3 separate regions of the Mus musculus genome follow, and all the other regions are linked to region 3. The links are chromatin loops, found by intact Hi-C in ENCODE. Cell type or tissue: heart. All regions are shown on one strand.

Evidence for each region. Hi-C counts contacts between places; a loop is a spot of excess contacts. Peaks named below come from ENCODE experiments on the same cell type or tissue, not always from the same donor. Only the 100,000 strongest peaks of a DNase experiment are listed, where the experiment ranks them.
Region 1: it touches region 3 in a loop (4-fold over the local background); 5 of 42 quality-filtered maps call a loop at or near these places.
Region 2: a loop joins it to region 3, with 6 times the contacts of the local background. A loop is called at or near these places in 10 of 42 quality-filtered maps.

The regions. Positions count from the first base shown.
Region 1 is chr1:135,168,630-135,176,629 of GRCm38, reverse strand. No RefSeq gene overlaps it. Among named protein-coding and RNA genes, the nearest start is that of Gpr37l1, 4.9 kb to the right of the region's middle. In heart, CTCF peaks have their summits at 4,498 (motif pointing left) and 5,210 (motif pointing right); DNase peaks (open chromatin) are centred at 4,359 and 6,799; H3K27ac peaks cover 298 bases; H3K27me3 peaks cover 3,742 bases.
Region 2 is chr1:135,540,113-135,548,112 of GRCm38, reverse strand. The region is part of intron 1 of Nav1 (neuron navigator 1); the gene reads left to right. Among named protein-coding and RNA genes, the nearest start is that of Gm32940, 32 kb to the right of the region's middle. In heart, CTCF peaks have their summits at 3,162 and 7,633 (motif pointing right); DNase peaks (open chromatin) are centred at 3,102, 4,612, 5,092 and 7,632; H3K27ac peaks cover 2,534 bases.
Region 3 is chr1:135,697,199-135,705,198 of GRCm38, reverse strand. No RefSeq gene overlaps it. Among named protein-coding and RNA genes, the nearest start is that of Gm32835, 13 kb to the right of the region's middle. In heart, CTCF peaks have their summits at 699 (motif pointing left), 4,374 (motif pointing right) and 7,571 (motif pointing left); DNase peaks (open chromatin) are centred at 4,388, 5,668, 6,078 and 6,628; H3K4me3 peaks cover 1,417 bases; H3K27ac peaks cover 1,491 bases.

The sequences.
Region 1 (8,000 bases), 530 kb after region 3:
AGCAATGTGGGGAGGAAAGGTTTGGTTTAACTTACAGTTCCACATCACAGTCCGTCGCTGAGGGGACTCAGGGCTGGAACTCAAGCAGGGACCTAGAGGTGGGAACTGAAACAGAACTGACCAGCTTGCTCCCATGGCCTGCTCAGCTTGTCTTTTTATAACATCTGGGGCTACCTGCTCAGAGGTGGCATTGCCCACAGGGCTGGGTCCTCCCACATCAACCACCCATCAAAAGAAACCAAAAAACCCAAAACACCATCACCAACAACAACAACAAAAAACAAACCCAAAAACAACAACAACAACAACAATCCGCAGTCTTGCCTACAAGTCAATGAGATGGAAGCATTTTCTCAGTTGAGGTTCCTTCTTCCCTGATGATCATGGCTTGTGTCAAAGTAATTAAAAAAAAAAAAAAACAATAAAAAACCCTAGCCAGCAAAAGTAGCCATGTGTCTGGTACATGATGCACATTCAATAAACTTTTGTTTTATATTTTTAGTTTTACTTTTAAAATGTTTTTAACCTTTTTTTTTAAAGATTTATTTATTATTATATCTAAGTACACTGTAGCTGTCTTCAGACACACCAGAAGAGGGCATCAGATCTCATTACCAGTGGTTGTGAGCCAGCATGTGGTTGCTGGGATTTGAACTCAAGACCTCTGGAAGAACAGTCAGTGCTCTTACCCGCTGAGCCATCTCTCCAGCCCCCTAACCTTTCCACCATCACATGTGTCTATATGACACATGTGGGTTGCATCCCCTTGAACTGGAGTTACAGATAATTGTGAGCAGCCATGTGGGTACCACCTCTCCAGCTCCTTTAGAGATTTTTAAAGACAGTTTCAGGGCTGGAGAGATGGCCCAGCCTTTAAAAGCATTTGCTGGCTGGGTGTAATAGCACATGCCTTTAGCTGCAGCACTTGGGAGGCAGAGGCAGGTGAATCTTTGTGAGTTGCAGGTCAACTTGCTCTCCAAAATTAGACCCTGTTTTGTTTCTCTTGCAAAGAACCCAGGTCTGGTTTCTAGCACGCAGGTCAAGTGGCTACAATGGCTTAAACTCCAGCTCCCAGGGAGCTAATGCTGACTTCTAGCCTATTTGAGCAGACATGTGCTGTACATACAGATAAGCAGGCACACACACACATAAATAAAGTAAAACACCAAGGAAACCCAGTTTCATGTCTTTAAGGCTGGTCTCTAACATGCTCTGAGGCTGAGAGCGACCTTTGACCTTCGACTCTGTCTCCCAGCTGCTGGGATTACCACACCTGGTTACAGTTTTTTTTTTTTTTTTTTAACAAAGTTGAGGCTAGAAGGCAACAAGCATCCTAGGCAAACACTATGGTTTGAGCAACATCCCAGTCCCCCAATACATACTTGCTTTGAGAAATACTTCTAGTTGCATTTTATTAATCTGTGTACATGTTTTGCATATATAGGCACGTGTGTGTACATAGGCACATGTGCATCGGTGAGTGTGTCGATCAGCCGACAATGGGTAAGAATTGATTTTCTCCTTCTACCAAGTAGGTCCCAGGAATGAAACTCAGGTTGTTGGGCTTAGAGGCAAGCACCTTTATCTGATACGCTGCCTTATGTGTCCTCTTAAACATTTTAAGTATCTACCTGAATGCCAGGCACTGAGGACCCAGATAGGAAGACATGGATCACGTTCACCAGATGTTTGGTAACTCCATTGTCTGGGTTCTTCTAGGACCAGTGTACCTCCCTTCGTGCCCTACTTAGGGCTGTGCACAGGAGACCTTCTGTTTGAATATAAAAAGAAAATTTAACGAGTGTATTTTGAACCCCAGTTTAAATCAGAACATCAGAGTCCCCTGGTTCCCTCTCTGGTCCCACCCTTGGGGCAGTCTGAGGCGTGGAAATGTATATTGCATGCAAATGGCCAGGTGTTTCTGTCCCTCCCTTGTACGTTGATAAGTACCAGCTGTTATCATCACAGAAGGCTTACCATTTAAAGTGTTATTTAATTCTGCCAGGAATGGTGGTGCACACCTTTGATCCCAGTGCACGGGACGCTGAGGTAGTAGATGTCTAAGTTTAAGGTCAGCCTGGTCTACGTAGCGAGTTCCAGGTCAGCCAAGGCTACATAGTGAAAATCTACATCAAAAAACAAAAACAAACTCCACCCCAAAATAGAAACAACCATCCCAAATTTACCCTATTTTGAATTTATTTATTTAGTTATTTAGTTATTTAGTTATTTAGTTATTTAGTTAGTTAGTTAGTTAGTTAGTTAGTTAGTTAGTTAGTTAGTTTTTTGAGACAGGGTTTCTCTGTATAGCCCTGGCTGTCCTGGAACTCACTCTGTAGACCAGGCCAGCCTCGAACTCAGAAATCCACTTGCCTCTGCCTCCCGAGTGCTGGGATTAAAGGCGTGCGCCACCATGCCCGGCTTGATTTTGTTTTTTAATTAATTAATTTATTTATTTTTGGCAAGCTAGGGATGGAAGCCAGGACATTGTTCATTCCAGGCTAATTACTTTCCCTCTAAGCCATAACCCAGCGCCGAACCTTTTCATTTATATATAAAAGGCCACACAGTGACCACATCTTACTGTCACAGCATCTTGTGAGACTTCAGAGCCAGGCACCTCTACTTCTCGCCAACGATTAAGTGAAGGGTGAGGCGGTCCCATGGGCTTTCGGGTCCCTGTCCTTTCCCTCCATGCCTTTCACCACCCTTTAGGCTGTTTTGCAGATTCAGCTTTTTAGTGGCCGTATCCTTCACAATAAGGTGAACCCCAATTCTCATGTTCCCTCTTTTTATTTTGAAAACTTATTTATTATTTTTTTAATTATTTGTGTGTCTATATGTGAATTTGTGCTTGTGCATCTGGGTGCAGAGCCCTTAAAGGCCAGAAAAGGGTGCTAGAGCCCCTGGAGCTGGAGTTACAGATTGTCATTAGTCACCGGAAGTAGGTACAGGGAACTAAACATTGATCTGTTCAGGTCCTCTGAACAGAAAACAAGCATCCTTAACCACTGAGCCATCTCTCCAACCTCCCTCTTTATGTTAGTCCCTAGATGTACTTTGGCTGCCTGGAAATTTGCTACACAGTCCAGGCTGCTTCAGACTTGCGCTGATCCTCCTGGTTCTGGCGCGCACTCTCACACACAGCTCAAAGGTGAATTTCACCAGGGCTTCCTCTGCGCCTCACCCTGGCTCTGATCAGCCAGGGCAAAGCCCAACACACAGTAGGTGCTCAACAAATGTTTGTAAAATGAACTACATATGCAACTTTTAGCTCTTTATTTTTTAGTTTATTTGGCTTCTCGAAACAGGATGTCCCTGTTAGAATCTGTCATACTCGATTTTAGCTGTCTCCCGCCTTTCTGCTTTGATTTCTGGCCCTGTTAAAGAAAAATCATAGCTAGCACTCTCTCTCACAAGGGAAGATGTGAATTTTCTCTTGCTAGTGGCTAGTGAGTCATATGGGCTGGAGAGATGGCTCAGAGGTTAAGAGCACTGGCTGCTCCTCTAGAGGACCTGGGTTCAATTCCCAGTACCCACATGGCAGCTCATTCTATAACTTCAGTTCCAAGGGATCTGTGGCACATGGTGCACATGCACACACACATACACACACACACACACACATACATTATGTATGTAGGTGTATATGCACACATATATGCATGCAGGTGAAAACTCATACACATAAAATAAATAAATCTTTTTTTTTTAAGTGAGTCCACATTACCCCCAGTATTCACACCGATTTGATCTTCCCACTTCTCAGGAGCCTGTTGCTGCCCCATGCTATGGGTGAGGAGCCGAAGCAGGGTTAAGCACTTGAGCTACTGAGCAGCTGCGAGTCGTGTACAAGGTGGCATTTGCTCAGTGAAATATGGGCTTGTATTATTTTCTTTGGTGAGGAGTCCTCACCTACTTCATTGCCAGGGAGAGCCCCGGTCTCTGTTTCCCTCTCTCCCTCCCACCTACATAGCATGTTGCATGTAGTCTCTCCCTCCCACCTACATAGCATGTTGCATGTAGTCTCTCCCTCCCACCTACATAGCATGTTGCATGTAGTCTTTAGCTACCAGTGGGGGAAACTCCCAGGTGGAAGCTCGGGGAATTCCTGGGATCATGGAGAGTCAAGGGGAGATTACGCAGGAGCTAAGGTAAGCCAAGTAAGAGGGCTGGCGTAGATCATCTCTGAGCTCTTTGCTGTTACAGCTCTGCACCTTCAGTGCCTTTCTGGGGTTCTCCAAGCAAGTGCTCCTCCGGCCTGGTCCGGAAGCTTCCAGAAGCAGCCGAGGGTGGAGAGCACTTTGCAGGTAGGTGGCCCCTCTGGAGGTGTTGGGTAGCCGTGAGCACACAGTACCACCACCATCTGTGTTTGGATCAGATCTGCAGGCAGCTCACAAGAACTGTGGGCTGGACTTGGGTACTGTGGGCTAGCTAAGGCCGGGGACAGGAGAGGACCAAGGCTTGAGAGCTGTCTTAGTCTCCAACTCTGATTATTTGGTTCCACCTAGTGGCCTCTGGCATTTCAGCTGTCTTACTGGAAATCAGCAAGGAGATTGCATGTCCTTTTAGGCATTTGAAGAAGTGTGTGTGTGTGTGTGTGTGTGTGTGTGTGTGTGTGCATTCATGAATGTGTGCGCCTGTGTACACAAACTCAGAGGGAGACATGGGGTGTCATGCTCCATCACTCTGCCTTATTCCTTTGAGATAAGGACTGTCAGTAAACCAGAGGCTAGCCTGGCTCCAGAGAGCTACAGACATCTTTCTATCTCTGCCCCGTGGCACTGGAGTTATGGGTATATGGAGCCACATTTTTAAAAAAAAGATTTATTTATTATTTTTATGTAAGTCACTGTATCTGTCTTCAGACACACCAGGAAGGGGGGGGGTGTCAGATGTCATTACAGATGGTTGTGAACCACCATGTGGTTGCTGGGATTTGAACTCAGGAACTTCGAAAGAGCAGTCAGTGCTCTTAACCAGAGCCATTTCTCCAGCCCCCAATTAAAAAAAAATATTTCTTTACTTTGTGTGTGTGAATACTTGCACGCATGTATGTCATTCCTCAGCCATTATGTGGGTTCTGGGAATTGAACCCAAGTCCTTTGCAAGACAAGTGCCATCGATTGGAACTCATTTTTTAAAAAAAATGTATTTATTTATTATGTATACAGCGTCCTGTCTGCATGTACACCTACAGGCCAGAAGAGGGCATCAGATCCCATCACAGATGGTTGTGAGCCACCATGTGGTTGCTGGGACTTGAACTCATGACCTCCGGAAAAGCAGTCAGAGCAGTCAGTGCTCTTAACCACTGCGGCATCTCACCAGCCCCTGGAACTCACATTCTTAGCTCTCTTACCCACTGAGTCGTCTTCCAGCTCAAACTACACGGAGTGTCTAGCATATGCAAGCACAATGTGAAGCAGGATGGGCTAGAATATAGAATGAATGAAAAATATGTGTGAATATGAAAGAAAAGCAGAGGCCTAACTCTGGCTTCCATCAGCCCTGTGCTAAGATCTAGCCCAGCGGTTCTCAACTTCCTAGTGCCAAGACCCTTTAATATAGTTCCTCACTGTGGTGGCCCCCCCTCCCCCAGCCATAAAATTATCCCATCGCTACTTTTTTTTTTTTTTTTTTGGTTTCTCGAGACAGGGTTTCTCTGTATAGCCCTGGCTGTCCTGGACCTCACTTTGTAGACCAGGCTGGCCTCGAACTCAGAAATCCACCTGCCTCTGCCTCCGGAGTGCCGGGATTAAAGGCATGCGCCACCATGCCCGGCCCATCGCTACTTTGTAACAAATTTTGCTGCGGTTATGAATCATGGTGTGATCACCTGTGTTTGCCAATGGTCATAGGTAACCTCTGTGAAACGATCGTTCAACCCCAAAGGGGCCGTGACCCACAGGTTGAGAACCACCGATCTGGGTTCCAGCACCTGCCTGTGAAGCAAGCTAGGATCGCACAGTATAGATGTGGCTGCCCGAGTCTGTTGCCGTGGGACTTGGCCTCGCAGGTCTTCCGTTTCCACGTCTGAGAAGTAAAAGGGCTGGCGTAGATCATCTCTGAGCTCTTTGCTGTTACAGCCCTGCAAGCTACAAAGGAGCAGGGGAGGGGTTTAGGGTTGTGAGTCAAACCTTTCTTTCGGATGTCTGGGTCATTTCCTAGCTGAGTGTCCTTGAGCTGGTTTCTTTATCTCTCTGAGCCCGTGTAATGAAGTAAAGGCTACCTGGTAATCATGAGTGTTTAGGACAGAGCCTGGTACTTGGGGAATGCTTAGTACAAATAACGATGACTCCCCTTCACCCAACTAGCTACAGCATAAGGCAGCATAAGGCAGAAAGAAGGTGGAGGATTTTAGTCGCAGCGCAGCCGTTTAAGGTCATGGGAAAGACAAAAAGACCAGAGTGGTTCTGGGGCAGGTTCCTGGAGCAGTTCTCCGGGAGGATTAGAAGAGCCTGGCTGGTTCTGAGCACGGAAGAGCATGTGGTGCTCGGGGCGGGGCCTTAGCGCTTCTCTTAAGTTTCCCGAAGACACAGGATTCCTGTGGGGTCCAAGTGTCCTTTTCCTGATGACATAATCTGGGTCGTGGTGGTGATGAAGCTGGGCTGCTGGCTGGCATGCCAGACTTCAGACAGAGCTCTGGCAGCTCCCCAAGACTCCTCAGCAGAGGACAGACTCTCCTATCTTTCTCTTTGTCTCCTCCTCCTCCTACTCTTTTTCTCCTGGAACCCCTAGTTTTACACAGCATGTCGGGACCTACTGGGTAGGGTGGCAAGTTTCCTGGTCAGGAAGTCTTCTGGGAAAGCTGCTTTCAGATTGAAAGTCTTGGTAGCAGTGGTCAGTTAATGCTTGCCAGTGGACTGTGTAAATAGCTCCCAGTCAGCCCTGTGTCCTGTTTGCTTTGGCCGTTCTCCTTAGCTGCAGAAATCAACATCCCAGTGCTCCGGCATAGATTTCCACTGGTATCCAGAAGGTCTGTCCTGCAGAAATGGACGGGCAGAGTCCGTTCCCTCAGCCTTGATACCTCCCACACTCCCTGCAGTGAACCCCTCAGTGTTGCAGGCTCTCCTGGAAACAATACCTGCTTGTGCTGTTGGGAATCTGCTGCCCATCCTGGCCCCCTTGAAAGTTACCTGGTCAAGTCAATGCTCTTCTTTGTGACAGTGTGTAATATTCTCCCTTGCCTCTGGGATAACATCTTTTTGTTTTGTTTTAGAGTCAGGGTTTCTCTGTGTGGCAGTGGCTATCCTGGAATTCTCTCTGTAGACCAGAGTTGAACTCAGAGATCTGCCTGCCTCTGCTTCCTAAGTGCTGGGATTAAAGGTGCGCACCACAGTGTCTGAACTCCTTGGTCTAGCATACAAAAGCCTTCTTGCTCCTTTATCTGGTGATTCTTGCCCCAACCCCATTGCCCTGCTCTCCATTTCCCTAGCATCCCATCCTCCTGTGAATTATTGCTGTCTGGCAGGAACACCACCCACTTTCAGGACCCTGCCATTTGTGTGCTGTATCTTCTGCCTGGAGCATCTTTCTGTCCATCTCTTAGGAGCCTTTAAGGCTTCACTCCAAAGTCGTTTTGCTTCAGAGAACTTCCAGCCTTCCAGACAGCCCCAGGATCCTCGGACTCTGCCCTGTACCTTGACCCCGCCTTTCACTGCATCTGCCAGGCCAAGGTGTAATCATTGATTTACATCTCTATTTCCTTTCTCTTGACCACACTTTCATAATTTTAATTTCATATTATTATTATTATTATTATTATTGGTTTTGTTTTCATGTAGTTCCAGTGCTGGAGACAAAACCCAGGGCCTCAAACATGCTAGGCGAGGACTCCCACTAAGATATGCCGCCATCCTAGAGTGTCGTGTTTGGAATTTTTCCTTGTAGCTGCTTTCCTTTGGGAGTCTGTGTGGCTAGAAGGCAAGGAATGGGCTCTTGCCTGCTGAGACCAGCATTGAGTTCAAAGGCTATGGAGTCAACTCCATGTTTGAACT
Region 2 (8,000 bases), 160 kb after region 3:
GGGAGCTGGAGGGGTGAATAGCTTCCATGGCTGGGGGCATCCCCTTTTTCTGGGGCAACCCTACAAAGCCCAAATTTTACCCTCAGCTTTCTCCCTCAGAATCTTTAAAATCAGTCCTACACCCTCCATTGTCAGGCCTGGTCTGAGGGCCACAGCTTTGCCATCTTGACAGAGTCATTGCCACTGACAGGTTCTGGGAGGAAGGGTGGCATCTTATAGGAACAGGTCTGAGGGAGAAAGGCCCCGTCCTGGGGGTGGAGCTACATGAAAGGCAGCCACATATTTAGCTAGGTTTTAGCTTCTGCTCCTGATTGCCACTAGATCTAGTCATGCTCTTGGCAAGTTTATGTCTGACCCACTTTGGCTCCCAGTGTGAGAACCCTGAGAACCTGAAGATGGGCGCACCCGTATAATGGACTGGATTGTGTGCAAAAGCTGGGACACACGATGTAATCCCACCCAGGGGGCTGATTCTGGAGGAATGAAGGGAGGCTCAGGGCAGGGGGTGTGTGAGACTTCTGGAGAAAGAGCTGGTGGCATTACACAGCCTCATTCCAACGGACTCTGACATGTCACACAGTGCCTAGCACTTCCAGGAATGCTTTGTGGCTAGGCTGCAATGGTTATGTAGCCAACGTGGCAAGGTCACTGTCGAGAACTTGAAAGTGTGGCTAATGCCGTTGAGGGAATTACACCTTAGCTAGCTCAAATATAAAAGGTGTTCAACATTCTTAAATCAGAAAAAAACAAAACAAAACAAAAAACACATATTGGATCTATGGTGAGATAGCCTGGCACACTGGGCTGGCCAAGGTGTGATAGACAGTAGCAAGTGTTGCTGAGGCTGGGCAGAAGCCAGAAAGAGACAGCATACAGACACCTTAGATGACAGTGTAGCCGTTCCTCAAAGTGTTAAACACACAACTACCACATGATCCTAAGCACATTAGGAATATAACACGTATACGCCTAAGCATACACTCAAGAGAAAGAGAAGCAGACGTCAACACATATGTGACTTTCATGGCAGCATTATTCATACTGGGCAAAAAATAAAGATGAAGCCAATGTCCATCAAATGATGGCTAGATAAGCAAATATTATCCACACCGTAGAATATTATTCAGCCATGAAAAGGAACAGAGGGGTGAAACATACTACAGCGTAGACCAACTTGGAAGGCAGTGCAGAGTGACAGAAACCACAAAGGTGTGTGATTCTGTTTGTGTGAAGGATCCTGAGTAGGTGGACCTACAGAGTCAGAAGGCAGACTAGCATTTGCCAGAGTTAGAGGAAGGAGAGGATGGCAGGTGTGTGCTTAGTGTACAGGCCATACACTGGGGGTGATAAAATTACATGAGTGATGATGTACAGACATGCTGGAAGCCATGGAATCATATATTTTAAAAAGTGGACTTTATGGCGTGTGATTGAGCCTCGTCTGCATATCTCACCCTCTCTAGCTCGTGGTGCCAGGATTGGACGAGGCTAGACCATCTGCTTTCACATTTTGGCTTTGCCATGTGCTGCTGTGTCATCCTGGGCAGCAGTCTCAGCTGCCATGAACTCTGGTTTTCTCAGCTATGAAATCGGGGGTAATAAATAGACTGGCCCAGGCGTGTCCTGCAACCAAACAGGGTTCATATCCATAAAGCCTCTAGGACAGTACCTGGTATCAGAGACAGAAGAGTTCGCCACCACCTAGGATTACTGGGGTCACAGCCAGAAATCCCCCAGGCCTCTTCCAGTGCTCTGCATGCCTGATCCCAGCCCCTCTCCTCTTCTTCTGACTCCCTGCAGATGGCTCTCTGCTGTGTAAACTGTTGCTATAACAACCATTCCCTGTTCCCAGAAGCTGCTGCACAAGAGACCTCATCATCTTCAGCGCAGGGTGTCACAGGAAGGCTCTGGGCATTGTTAAAATAGGAAGCATTTCCAGTAAAGGTAAACCTTGAGGTTCACCGGGCAGGAGATCCCATGCTTGCCCTTAGCAGCGACCTGCCCCAGTGTCTGAGACAGGCAGACTGTCTCCTCTGCCGGAGACCTGCTCACAAGCCCAGTCTAGTGTCAAATCTTCAGAATCCTCTCTTACCCTGTTACCTGGTGTTCAAAGGAAAAGGGGTGGGAGGAATTTTTTTAGAATTGTAATAGAAAAAAATAGACCTAGCCAGGTGGTGGTGGCAGCAGCTGCAGCACAGGCCTTTAATCCCAGCACTCAGAAGGTAGAGGCAGGTGGATCTCTGAGTTGGAGGCCAGCCTGGTCTGCCCAGTAGGTTCTAGGACAGCCCGGGCTGCACAGAGAAATCCAGTCTCAAAAACAAACAAACAAACAAAACAAAGAGAGACGGAGAGAGGGAGGGAAGGAAGGACAGACAGACAGGCAAACTGACCTTACAACAGTTATTCCAAACAGGGTCCTCTTCTGGTCTAATTGTCCTGGATCTAGCAAAGCCTTCCCCAAGTGTGAGCCATTGAGAAGTAGCTGTCCCCTGGTCCTGTAAGCTTACTCCCCAAGTTCTTTGCCAAAGGCTGCAGAGTGAAGCTGAGCTGCACACCATTGCAGCGAGCTTTCTGCCTTCAGCTCACTGCAGAGACCTCCTCTCTTCCCAAAAGGATCCTGATGGGGGTCATAATGGAAGGAGTCTGTCCTCCTTCCTCTTCCAGAAAGCCACCCGCCCAAGCACACTGCAAAAGAGCAGAAATGAGACCTCCAGAGAACAGACTCGGACCCCACACAGGTCTCCAGGTTGCTCATTGTTTTGAAAGGCAAGCTGGATTCTCTCTCAAACTTTGGCTCTGAATATGAGCTTGCCAGGGGAGTCTGTGGGTCTCCAGAGCCTACTGGGTAAGCCAGGCCCTGCTCTTAAAGTGGTCCACTAGGAACAGGGCATGCACCTGGGTAGATGGTGTAGCAAAATCAATGCTGCAAACTCTGGGCTCTTCTCCAAATGTGCTAACCTAGCCAGGGTGGGGACTGGGGGTTACGAAGAATGTCTGCCCCAGGAGTGCAGCGCCTGGAAAGAAGCAATCCTAAGCAGAATTCAGAGGGAGAGGCCTTTGGGCAACTTCTCCCAAGCCCTGAGAGCTAGACAGCTGCCCTTCTTACAGCATTGCGGCATCAATGCAAAGGGAGGCTGCAGGCGGCTAAGGACCCATAGCACCCCCGTGTGGTTGTTCTCTGCAACAAGTCCCAAAGACCTGGCAAGATTTTGGTGGCTGTGTTTCCGGAAAGAGAGCAGAGAGCTGACTTGTGCCAGCAGTGTTTCTCCATCACTTTGAGTGGGGATGTGGGGGTGTTGAGCTCTGGTGCTTTGTCGGGTCTCCTGTTCTCGCAACGTTTACACAAATGCAAAGTAGGACAACCCTCTGGTCACAGCACCTGATTTTGGAGCTGGCAACGCAGCAGATTTTTCCGGAGCCACCTCCAGCCGGCTAAACCAAAAACTCTCGGGTTGAGCATTATACAGACCTCAGCCTAGCACAAAGTCACAGGACCACACTGGCAGAGCTTAGTCAACTACACCGCTCCCTTACTTACAGATCAGGAAACTGGGGCCCGGGGAGAAGTCATTTACCCAAGTTCCACAGCCGGTTGATGGTGTTCCCTTGGGACTTTTACCTCAATGAAAATCAAAACTGGGGGGGTGGGGCTGGAGAGATGGCTCAGAGGTTAAGAGCACTGACTGCTCTTCCCAAGGTCCTGAGTTCAAATCCCAGCAACCACATGGTGGATCACAACCACCTGTAATGAGATCTGATGCCCTCTTCTGGCGCATCTCAAGACAGCTACAGTGTACTTACATATAATAAATAAATAAATCTTTAAAAGGAAAAAGAAAAAAAACGAAAAAGAAAAGAAAATCAAAACTGCACATGAACTGGGGAGACCCCTGCCTGGAAAATTCCAGGCTGTAGCTGCCTATATACATCCTTCTCTTATTTAGGCCCAAGTTTGTTTGTAGCTCTAGTTTTTGTCTAATGGCCCCATATAGCCAGTGCGTTTGCTTTTTTTTTTTTTTTTTTTTTTTTTTTTTTTTGTCCTGGCTCTGTCTGGTGCCTCGTGATGTTTCACCCATCAGGAGAACTCCAGGCAGCCCCTTGACTGAGTAGGTTCAGGGTTCTCTAAGGTAAAGAGGAAAAGCCTGGGAGCTCCTTTGGGGAGCAGGGGTGCACAGGGTTTGCTGCACTGCGGGGTTCCGTGTCAGCTGCCTCCTGTATTGTGACTTAAGTGGGAGGAAGAGAGAAATGACGAGATTAGGAACAGAATAAATAGTTTCCTGCCTGCCTGCCTTCTCCGCGACAGTGGGTGTCTCTGGCATGGAGGCCCACCCACCCTGCCCCCTTCTAGGACCTCTGAGGTCAGCAGATGATTTGGGAAGGGGTGAGGAAAGAGGGTGGAGTTGCCCCTCAGACAAGGTTCTGGGCTCTATCCTCGAGCAGGGGAGATCCGTGTCACAGGTCACTTGTCAATTGTTAGCTTTCCCGGCTACTGTGCCCGAGTCAGCGTTTACAGGGGGTGGGGATGAATCCAGTCCAAGGTGACTGGTGCAGATCCCACAGAACTGCCGAGCTTAACCCTGAGCCTCTGGGCACCCTGGGATGAACCTGGGGGTGGCCAGCCTGGCCTGCTCTTGCCGGAGTGGGTAGATTTGTGTCTTTGAGTGGAGGAGAGGGGAGAAAAAGATTCCAATTCCCAGAGACATCTGACCCACTGAAACACAAAGTACTGCTCAACAGGTCCTGGCAGCTGTGTGTGCAACTCCCCAGTGTCTTTCCATTGTTGCAGTGAGTCCTGGGACAAAGTGGCCTTCTGGCTAGGGCTGGAATCTTGTTTTTTGGGGTTTGTTTGTTTGTTTGTTTTCAGCCAAAATTGTGATAGATTTCCAGAATTTAAAGATCAGACTCCTGTACTGGGGATCAAATAGGGTTAGGGAATTTTCTTCCTCTGAAGAGTTGTTGATATGTGTGTGTGAGAGAGAAACAGACATGGAGAGGCCCAGTGCTTCCTGTTTCCAGGTCGTTTAGGCTGGCCTGGATTTCTACATGGATCAAGGCCCAGACCATCCCCTGTGGTTAATTCTGGCTGTGACTTACCTCTTCTGTAGATACAGCTGAGCGTCTCAGCCCACAGCACTGGACAGTGAGAAAAAGAGCCCACGCCAGGAGTCACGGCAGCCCTGAGTCCCCTCTGTGGGCTCAGAGGAGAGGTCATTTCCCGTCCTTAATGTGAGAGGGTGGCAAATGCTTTCAAGCCCTCTCTTGGCTCACTTCCGTCCCTCCTGGGGGCCTGTGCCTCACCCAACCATTCACAGTAAAAGCCTTTGTAGAGGGAAGGTGCAGCTCCAAGCTAGTTTTCAGTTACCCTCCCCTGAGCTACATGGCTTATGGGTTCTGAAACATTGGTGAAGGTAATTAAAGCTTCAATAGTCAAAAGTTATTGCAGTTTACTTAATTGCTGGCTAATAATTAAAACCTCACAGATCGTGGGGAAACCTGACTACTGGGTGATGGATCCCCCTGAGCCTCCTCCTTCTAGAACTTGCCTGAATCTGTTGGGGCTTTTACCCTGAACTGGAGGTTCACTGTCCAGTATGATCTTACAGCTTAGCCTTCTGGTTCAAGCAAGTCCCTATAGCTAAGTGCATCCCACAGGCAGGACTAGCCCTGAGAAAAGCAGCTAGTCAGGCTTGCTGGTGCAGCAGCGAGGTTTGCTGAGTATACCTCAGATGCTACTAGGTCCAGGTGTTAAGGCCTCAGCAAAAGAAAACAGGCTCCCACCTGTTGGTTGGTGGCCGAGTGTGGGGCGCTTCAGCCTCGCTGTCTGCCCACTTCTGCCTTCTGCCAGGTCGATCCCAGCTGTCTGTCCAGGCAGTTTGCTGTGTGCCAGGCTCTACACTAAGTGTGATAGTGAGCTAGGCCCTTAAGCCTCGCTGCAGTGAGGTCATTCCACTCTCTATTTAGCAGAAAGCAAACCGGTAGCAAGATGAAGTAACCTGTTCAGGGCCAGCCCGGCTGCGGAGAGGCAGTGGGTGGACCTAGATGGTGGGTTTTCTTTTTTTCTTTTTTTTTTCCATTTTTTATTAGGTATTTAGCTCATTTTCATTTCCAATGCTATACCAAAAGTCCCCCATACCCACCCCCTCCACTCCCCTACCCACCCACTGCCCCTTTTTGGCCCTGGCGTTCCCCTGTACTGGGGCATATAAAGTTTGCAAGTCCAATGGGCCTCTCTTTGCAGTGATGGCCGACTAGGCCATCTTTGGGTTTTCTTCTTGATACTAAAAACTGTGTTGTTTTTGTTGTTTGCTTGTCAGTTTGAGACAGGGTTTCTCTGTGTAGCCCTGGCTGTCCTGAAACTCACTCTGTAGACCAGACTGACCCCAAACTCAGAGTTCTGCTGGCCTCTGCCTCTCGAATGCTCAGATTAAATTAGTGAGCCACAGCTACCGGCCTAAGATCTATGTTCTTGACACCACAGTGAAAGTCCGTTTCTCCCCGGTGTCCAGCTCTTTAGCTTAGCAGGAAACCTTGTCTTAGCATTCTTGGGAGGCCTGTTCCCCTTGTCTGATGCCGGGCAGGTAGAAGGAATCTGTTCACATCACATACACACACACACACACACACACACACACACACACACACACACACCCTGGACCTTTCCTTCTCAGATGCAGACTGCCTCTTTTCCTCATGAATGTCTTAGTCACCTTCCTGTCTCACAATGGGAGGTAGAACCGCCCAAACCACTCCATGTGTGTATCTGCAGGATTGTAGAAGACTGTATGGACACACCTTGGTGAGATGTGCATATTCTGAGGCAAGGTATTATAATGGAAAGAATAGGGGAGTTGGAATCCAGACAAATATAACGAATCAAATGAAATACCACAAAGTCATATGTTTAGCGTCCTGCCTCACATGGGGCAAACATGGGGCTCCGGCATTACTGTGTGCATGCACCTGTGTGTCAAGTGTATTTGACTGATGATCTGTAGTGAGACTCCTCAGACACACATGATACACACACACACACACACACACACACACACACACACACATATCCTGGGAGCCATGATGTGCTCTGCAAAAGCTTAGCTGTAACGTGCACAGAGGTCTCACATAGGTTGGAAACATCCTGAACAGTAGGAAGAGACTCCTCCGTCTTTGACAGACCTCAGCATTTTCCTCCCAGACCACATCCTGAGACCACAGGGTTGACCGAGACACGGAGAGGCAGCCTCCAAGACATCGGGACATAACCAGGAGAATAATGTTTTAGGTAATGTTAATGTCATCACAAATCGCTAGTGCTTTGAATGGCTCCATCCCTTCCCAGATCTTCATTCTCACTGCAGACAGTGAGAGAGAGGCTGGATGCTGGGGTAGAACAGGGCACAGAGGGGCGAGGGTAAGGGGTAGGGTGAGTTCTTTGGAAAATATAACTTAATAAAGGCTAAGCATGGAAAATTTACTTGGAGATCAGAAGTATAACTATCACCCACACACACATACATACCACACACACACACACACACACACACACACACACACACACAGAGCAGACCCAGCTGTGGAAATGTAAGGTGTCATACTGTATCTGGCCACTAGGGGCCACTGCTGAGGCACCCATGGAGCTTTAGGGTGTAGCCGCTTCTGGAGAATCCCAGCCAGGGCACTGAACAGATCCGGCCATTCCCGTTAAATCAAGCCTTCTTGCCTCTCTAAGCCTACCCTGGGGTCTGCAGATCACTCTTAGTCTCTCTGCCATCCCTAGATGGCTGTGCTCCTGCACCTTGGCCTCCCACCTCTATGATACGCAGGACTGGGCCAAGCCATTTCCAGAACCTTGGTATTTTTGGTTTTTGAAGAGTCGTCCTGGTGTGTGTGTGTGTGTGTGTGTGTGTGTGTGTGTGTGTGTGTGTGTGTGTACACTACTCTACTCTGTTGATATGGAAAAATGTAGGGGTTGGGGTAGAGGTCTTTGAGGAGGTTGGGGAGAG
Region 3 (8,000 bases):
ACATGCAGAATTTAAAGCAGTCACCAAGGTTAAAAAACAAACATTGCAAGAGATTTCTGCTAACAGGTCAGTAAAAGATATATAAAAGTACAACAATATGAACTAACCAGTACCCCCAGAGCTCATGTCTCTAGCTGCATATGTAGCAGAAGATGGCCTATTCAGCCATCACTGGGAAGAGAGGCCCCTTGGTCTTGCAAACTTTATATGCCTCAGTACAGGGGAACGCCAGGGCCAAGAAGTGGGAGTGGGTGGGTAGGGGAGCAGAGAAGGTATGGGGGACTTTTGGGATAGCATTTGAAATGTATATATATATATTGGATTAAACAAAATTTTAATTAGGTATTTTCTTCATTTACATATTATATGTATATAATATGTAAATATAATATGTAAATATATATACTCAGTGTAAAAGCAGACAACAGAGAACAGGTAAAGGGAACAGAGGAGACACACAGAAAACAGAGAGCAGGGAGACAGGCTCAATCCTAACCCTATTAATCGTCCATAGTAAATGCAAACATTATAGACTTCATTGAAACTTGTCTTATGTTTTTAAGATGTACATTTTGTGGGCTGGAGAGATGGCTCAGAGGTTAAGAGTGCTGTCTGATCTTCCAGAGGTACTGAGTTCAATTCCCACCAACCGCATGGTTGCTCATAACAATTTGTAATGAGATCCAGCGCCCTCTTCTGGCCTATAGGAATACATGCAGGCAGAATGCTGTACACATAACAAGTAAATAAATCTACTTTTAAAATATTTATATTTTGTATATGTGTGTGCCACATGCATGCCTGGTGCCCATGGTGACCAGAAAAAAAAAACAAACATCAGATCCTCTAGAAGTGGAGTTACAGGCAGTTTTGAGTTGCCTTTGGGTGCTAGGAGCCAAACCCAGGTCCTTTGCAAGAACAGCAAGTGCTCTTGACTGCTAAGTTATCTCTCCATCCTCCTAAACACTTCCTTTTAAAGACAGGTTGTTTAATGCAGACTGCCGTTTTTTTGAAGCCTGGCTTGGAATCCTAAGTACTGAGTACAGTACTGAGTACAGTACTATGTGTACCTGACTGGAGTTTTAAGTAATACTCAATTATTTGCTACTATCTGTAATAAGTGAACTTTATATCTAAAGCCATGAAAAATATGGAAAAGGGGAAATTGTGCTAATGCTATTTAGAAGGAAGTCATTGTGTCGATTCTGGGAATGGGAGTGTAGCCCTGTAAGCTCTTACAAGGCTGAGGAACTATATAACAAGAACCTGCTTCAAAATTTAAGCAAGAGAAATCAAGCCAGCCAGCCAGCCAGCCCCCCAGCCCGCCCACCAGCCCTCATTTTCAGTTCCCATTTGGTCTCCTGTATGTAATGTGCTTTAATTTTTTTTCCTGATAGCTCTTTGTAAGACTTTTCTTTGTCTTTGGTTTCCAGCAATTGTACTATAATATGTTGTGTGATTTTCTTTTATTTATCCAGCTGGGGGTTGAATGAAGTTTTGGTGATTGTAAAATAAAAGAAATCTTTTTAAAAATGAAATGTTTATACCACATACATCTTATGTGATTATTTGTAGCCTCTTGTCTCCCCCCCCATCTCTCTCTCTTGTATTTTTTCTTTATTATTTTATGTTTGTTTTGTTTTTAAGACAGGATCTTGCTATGCAGCCCAGGCTGACCTCAAACTTATGGCAATCCTCTTGCATACGCTTCTTTTTTTTTAAGATTTATTTATTATTATATGTAAGTACACTGTAGCTGTCTTCAGGTGCACAAGAAGAGGGCGTCAGATCTCATTACGGATGGTTGTGAGCCACCATGTGGTTGCTGGGATTTGAACTCGGGACCTTCTTAAGAGCAGTCGGTGCTCTTAACCACTAAGCCATCTCTCCAGCCCTGCATACGCTTCTTGAGTCCTGGGTTGCAAGTGTGTGCCACCACATCTAGCTTGAGATTCGTTCCTTGAGAGATATACCATCAGCCAGATACTCCCCCGACTGGCAAACAAATGGGATGTTCCCTGTTCGTGTGAGGGAGCACAACTGAGGGAGCACTACTCTCCAGTAAAGAAAAGCAACCAGCTCAACTTCAGCCAGAACAAACCTTACAAAACATTTTTCAAACTGAAAAGAGACAGAGGCAAAAGGCCTCATATCATGTCATTTCGTTTATATAAAATGTCTAGAAAAGCAAATTTATGAGACAGAAAGCACATCTGTGGCTGTCTGTGGCTAGGGGTGGGAACTGCAGTTGGTTGCATGTGGGTGGGAGGAATTGCTTTGTGGTGTTGGAAATGTTCTAAAACTGGACTGTGGCAACAGTTACACAACTCTTTAAACTGATTTCTAAAAATCATTAAATTACACACTTAAAACGGGTGAATTATATATATTATACCTCACTAGAAACCATTATGGTGGTAAGAGACAGAAGCCACTAATTTGGAAAAAACTGAGCAGAAAGTGTCTACTTGAAAGAAGGGTAACTGGTCACAATATGTAATTCTTCAAATCAAAGGGAAAGGAGTCAAGGGCAGAACTGGGAAAAGATTAAGAGAGGTAGAAGGCGATCCTATTGAAGAATGGCCTTACGAGCGATTGTCAACTGTGCTAACATAGTTAAGAAACCTGATGTTATGTGGTCCCATAACAACGTGGATATGAAAAGGGGGTGGTAACCAAGCAAGTGTTGGCAACGATGCAGTGGTGTGAAAAGTGTCCAGACTCAAGGCTATTAATTTCACTTCCCAGTAGACTAGTCAAGAATGTGAATGTGCACCACACGAAGCAAGCAAGAATTGCTAAGGACTGGGCTGTAGGTTGATGGTAGAGTGCATGCTGAGCATGGGCAAGGTCCCAGGTTTAAACTTTGGGTCACTCTTGTGGTGGTTTGAATATGCCTGGCTCAGGGAGTGGCACTAATTGGAGGTGTGTCTTTGTTGGAGGAAGTGTGTCCCTGTGGGTGTGGGCTTTAAGACCCTCATCCTCGCTGCCTGGAAATCAGTCTTCTAGTTGCCTTCGGATGAAGATATAGAACTCTCAGCTCCTCCTATACTGTGCCTGCCTGGATGCTACTATGCTCCCACCTTCATAAAAAGGGACTGAATCTCTCAATCTGTAAGCCAGCCCCAATTAAATGTTGTCCTTTATAAGAGTTGCCTTGGTCATGGTGTCTTCACAGCAGTAAAACCCTAACTAAGACAAATCTCCAGAAACAAAAATCAAAATTTCCATAGAAACCATTTAAAATAACAAAAAACCCTATACAATAAAACAGATGAATTATAGAACAATGCAATATTAAAAACAGTAGCAATTAATAAGCTAAACTTACATGCATCAATGCAGATGAACCTTACAGTATAATATTGATCCAGGAAGGAAAGCTGTGGAATTTATCATTTAAAATGTGCAGCATAGGGTAGGGTAAAATTATAATTGTGTGTGGCAAAGATGAACAGCAAACTCAAAATGGTGTTTACTCGTGGGTAGAGAAAGAAAGGCAATGGAAGAGGGGCATAAACTATATCTGTAATGTTTTATTTCCTAAACTCCACAATACAGTTATAATGGTTAAATTTATAAAGCGCCAGCTTGTCTGAGCCATGGGGTGTCCAGATAATTGGTCAAACGTTATCTTGGAGCTTTCTGCTGTGGTGTTTTGAGATAAGATTAACATTGAAATCAGAAGAATGAATAAAACACAGTCTTCCCTAACAGGAGGGAGCCTGTCCAATCAGATGCTCTAGGCTGAGCTGAAGGTGGAGTTCCTCCTCACTCAGGAAGAACTCCTCTTGCCTGCCTTCCTTCTAAATGGAACACCAGCATTCCTAGCCTTTGCACCTAAACTGAGTCTGCTGGTGTTTTAACTGCCGGCTTTCTCTGACCTCAGCTTGCTGGCCCATCCTGGAGAACATGGCATTGGCCAGCGACTAGCACATGTGCCTATTCCTCTTTCTGTGTCTGTCTACCTGTCTGTCCACACACACACACACACACACACACACACACACACACACACACACACACATCTGCTGTCCAATTCTCTAAAGGGTACTACCGGAACAATTCCTTGTTGTATTATTTTTTATACATCTTATATATCTAAAATGTTTCATAATAATTTTATACAAGTAAGCGTAAGTGCGTACCAAACATCAAATGCTGCAGATGTCAAATTGAGAACTGGAGGCTAGTGATGTAGTTTGATGGTAGAGTGTGCACTTATGTTCGAGGCCTTGGGTTCCATGCTCAGCATAACACAAAAGAGAGAATGATAAGGAGGTGAGAAGTGGAACAAGCAGGTTAGAGGCTGTTGTGAGAAGCCACAGTTCCTTGATAGGAGTGAATTCAGTGCAGTACCCAGAGGAGGCCACACGGTGGCAGCGTAGAGGACTGCGTATACACCCTCAATGGTGTTTAGTGTTCAGTAGGGGTGAACGCAGGTTCTTGTTAACCCAGTTCTGGGTAGAGAAAGAGACTTAGCAATGGGTGGCTTTTGCGTCTGCCTGGGGCCTCTGGACTGCGTTTGTTGGAACTGGCAGGGCCCTAATTGCCCCTTGGGTCCCTGTGATTATTTCAGTAGAGATCCTGGGATAGTTGGGTTCTGTGTTTTGCCTGTTTGTAAAATGAGTTTGAAAAAAAAGTTCAGGGCTGGTGAGATGGCTCAGTGGGTAAGAGCACCCGACTGCTCTTCCGAAGGTCCGAAGTTCAAATCCCAGCAACCACATGGTGGCTCACAACCACCCGTGATGAGATCTGATGCCTCTTCTGGTGCGTCTGAGGACAGCTGCAGTGTACTTACATATAATAAATAAATAAATAAATCTTTAAAAAAAAAGAAAAAAGAAAAAGAAAAAAAAGTTCAGACCGGATGCAAATACTCTAGATGCCAGGTTTCTTAGCAGGAGGCACCCAGATACCATGATAGCAACATCTCTCACAGAAAGGAAGGTAAAATGTCACAGCACCAGAAATCAAGCTGAAATACAAAGTCTCTGTGCTGAAATAAGGAAACTACTCTGGAAAGAGGTGGGGAGGCAAAGAGATAATGATTCTGGCTGAAAACTATTGAGCTACTTGAGAAAGTTGTCTTTCTCCCTTCTCCCGCCTCCACCCCCTTTTATTTTTGTCTCCCTGATGATTGCATTTGGCAGTGGGTGTTGCCAAGTTTCCCAATTTAGTTTTTATTTTTCTTTCTTCTTTTCTTCCTTCCTTCCTTCCTTTTTTTTTTTTTTTTTTTTTTTTTTTGAGATAGGGCTTCTTCTCTGTCCTGGAACTCACTCTGTAAACCAGGCTGGTCTCGAACTCAGAAATCCCCCTGCCTCTGTCTCCCACGTGCTGGGATTAAAGGCATGCACCACCACCACCCGGTTCCGGTTCCTAATTTAGCGTCAAGAGAACTGGCCCCAGGGTTTTCCAGGCCACAGAAGCTGGAGGGAGGACTCGTTCGCTAGTTTGTCGCACTCCCCTCAGAAAATCCAGTCTGGGTTTTATTCTAAAGTCTGCTTTGTCTCTTCAAAGGATCTCCAGATGGGGAGATTCTGAGCTGGGGTATTTCTTCCTACCCCTCCCAGACGGATTGCGAGTTTTTTCCAGTCTGAATTCTCCCTAGGGCTCTCCTCCGCAGACGCGCCCACACCAGCAGGGGTCAGCAGTGTCCTACATCTGGCGGGGCGCTGCCTGCCACATGCGCCATCTCTTCCGGGCGCTGCCAGGGCTGCTGGGGGATTAGAGGGTGCTGTCCTGCTGAGGCCTTGGCACCATTCTAATATGCCGGCCGAGATTCCTCCCCTGAACGTGAAGTGACGTGTGGTCATTAAAAGCGCTGATGTGGATGTGAGCGTATACCGCAGACATCAGCAATGCCAGCTTACCATCTGCTTTTCACCGCCAGGTTTTTAATGTGTATTGGCACGTGCGCCTTACTTTGTGGGTCTAGGTGACAGAGAGTGTGTAGCCTGGATTTATCTTGCTGAGATTTTCTCAAAGACCTGGGGGTTCTGGATTCTACCCAGTACCCAGGATGTCAGCGAGGGACTCATGCCTCCCCAGGCTCTGGGAATGACTGGTGTTCCGGTCTCACTAACGCCAACTCCGTCACACCCAACGCTGCTCAGTGGAACAAATTCTCTCGTAGTAGTGTCAGATCTCTATGGCCAGCGTCTCCGTGACTGATGCCCGGGAAAAGCAAGCTCTGCTCAGCTTCCCGATTCATCCGTAGCCCTGGTGTCTTTTTTTTTTTTTTTTTCACGTCCCCAGTCCATTTTGCAGTTCGCTAATTTGTGCCGAATCCTTCCAGCTCAGGCCACCTTGTTAAATATGAAGGTCCCCAGGGAAATCAGAGATCCTAGAAACATCTGGTTCCTTGGAAGCAGCAGGACTCCCTGCCATCTTCCTGCTTCTCAGTTTTCCCCACTCCGACGTGATGGGGGAGCGAGGAAGGGGCTCTGGCTCGCGTACAGCTGGGGTAAAGCTGAATTGGAAGACTCCAGTTAGTGACTGGGATTCCCAGGGCCCCACGACCTTCCAAGCAGGCTCCCCTGCTGCTGTGACGGGCAGATGCCGGCTTTTCCACATGCCTTTGAAAAGGGGGACTTGGAAGAGGCCTCTCACTAGCCTGCTTTCCTAGGAGTAGAGTTACAGCAGCTGATCTAGACAACAGGTGTGGCTTTCCGTCACAGCTGCTGCAAAGCACATCTGTACTAACAAGAAGGCGGCAGTCACAGCTTGGCCCATCAGTCACCAAAGCACACCTCGGATTTCGGGGGAGTGCCTGAAAAGGCACGAGTGAAGGTTGGAGAGACTCAGATCAGCTTTGACAGAGCCCTTTTACCCTGGAAATGCCACAGCGGCCACCTCGGCCCTTGCAGTTTCATTGGTCTACAGCATAGGAATGGGGGAAGAGATCTTCTTCTCTGGGTAGCACCCCAGCCCCTGGACTGCAGCCAATTTCCCTTTCTGGCCAATGGAGCCCAGAACTTTTCAGGGTGGAGCTCAGAATCCAGGCTCTTCCAGGAAGCCAGAAGTGTGGAGGGTTTTTACAGTGGTTCTCAACCTTCCTAAGGCTGCGACCCTTTAACAGTTCCTCATGTTGTGGTGAGCCCCAAAACATAAAATTATTTTTGTTACTACTTCATAACTGTAATTCTGTGATCGTTATGAACCCTAATGTAAATATTTTTTTGAGATAGAGGGTTGGTATGGGGGTCGCGACCCACAGGTTGAGAAACACTGCTTTAGCAGCCTGGCTCTTTGGGGCTGGTTTGACTAGTAAATAAAACCTATGCTGCAGAAGCATGGGGGTGTGAGCTCATCCCCCAGCACACACATAAAACTCCAGGTGCAGACTGGTGAGATGGTTCACTGGAGAGAGGCACTAACCACCAAACCTGACAACCCAAGTTCAATGCCTCAAACACCACTGTGGAAAGAAAGACTCAATTCTGTAAAGCTGTCCTCTGCCCTCCACATGTGTGACACGGCACACCCAGGTGGCCTGATCTTGTAATACCAGTGCTAAAGAGGCAGTGACAGACACATCCCTGGAACTTACTGGCCAGCCACCTAGTGGTGAGCCCTAAGTCCCAATGAATGCCCATGTCTCAGAAGACAAGGCTGGTGTCCCCCCGAGGAGCAGCGTTCAAGGTTGACCTCTGACTTCTATGTGCATCACATGAACATACACCCACATGCCTACACATACACCTCCCACTCACATATACAGTGAATGGCGGCTTGATGTTGGGGAGCCTTGGACATTCTCAGTCAAAGCCAGGCACTGGCTTCACCAATATCACCTCACATCATCCTCCTTGGAAACCTGCCACAGGGGTGCTGTCAGGGTCATTTCTGCTCAGTAGTCAACAACTGAGGTTACATTAAATACTTAGGATGTGGTGACAGTAGTGACAGTGAGGCTTTATTGCCCCCTTAATTGACTTCAAAGCTTGTATCACCCATTGGGCCACACTGTATCTGGCAAATTCAAACGCCTGTTTCCC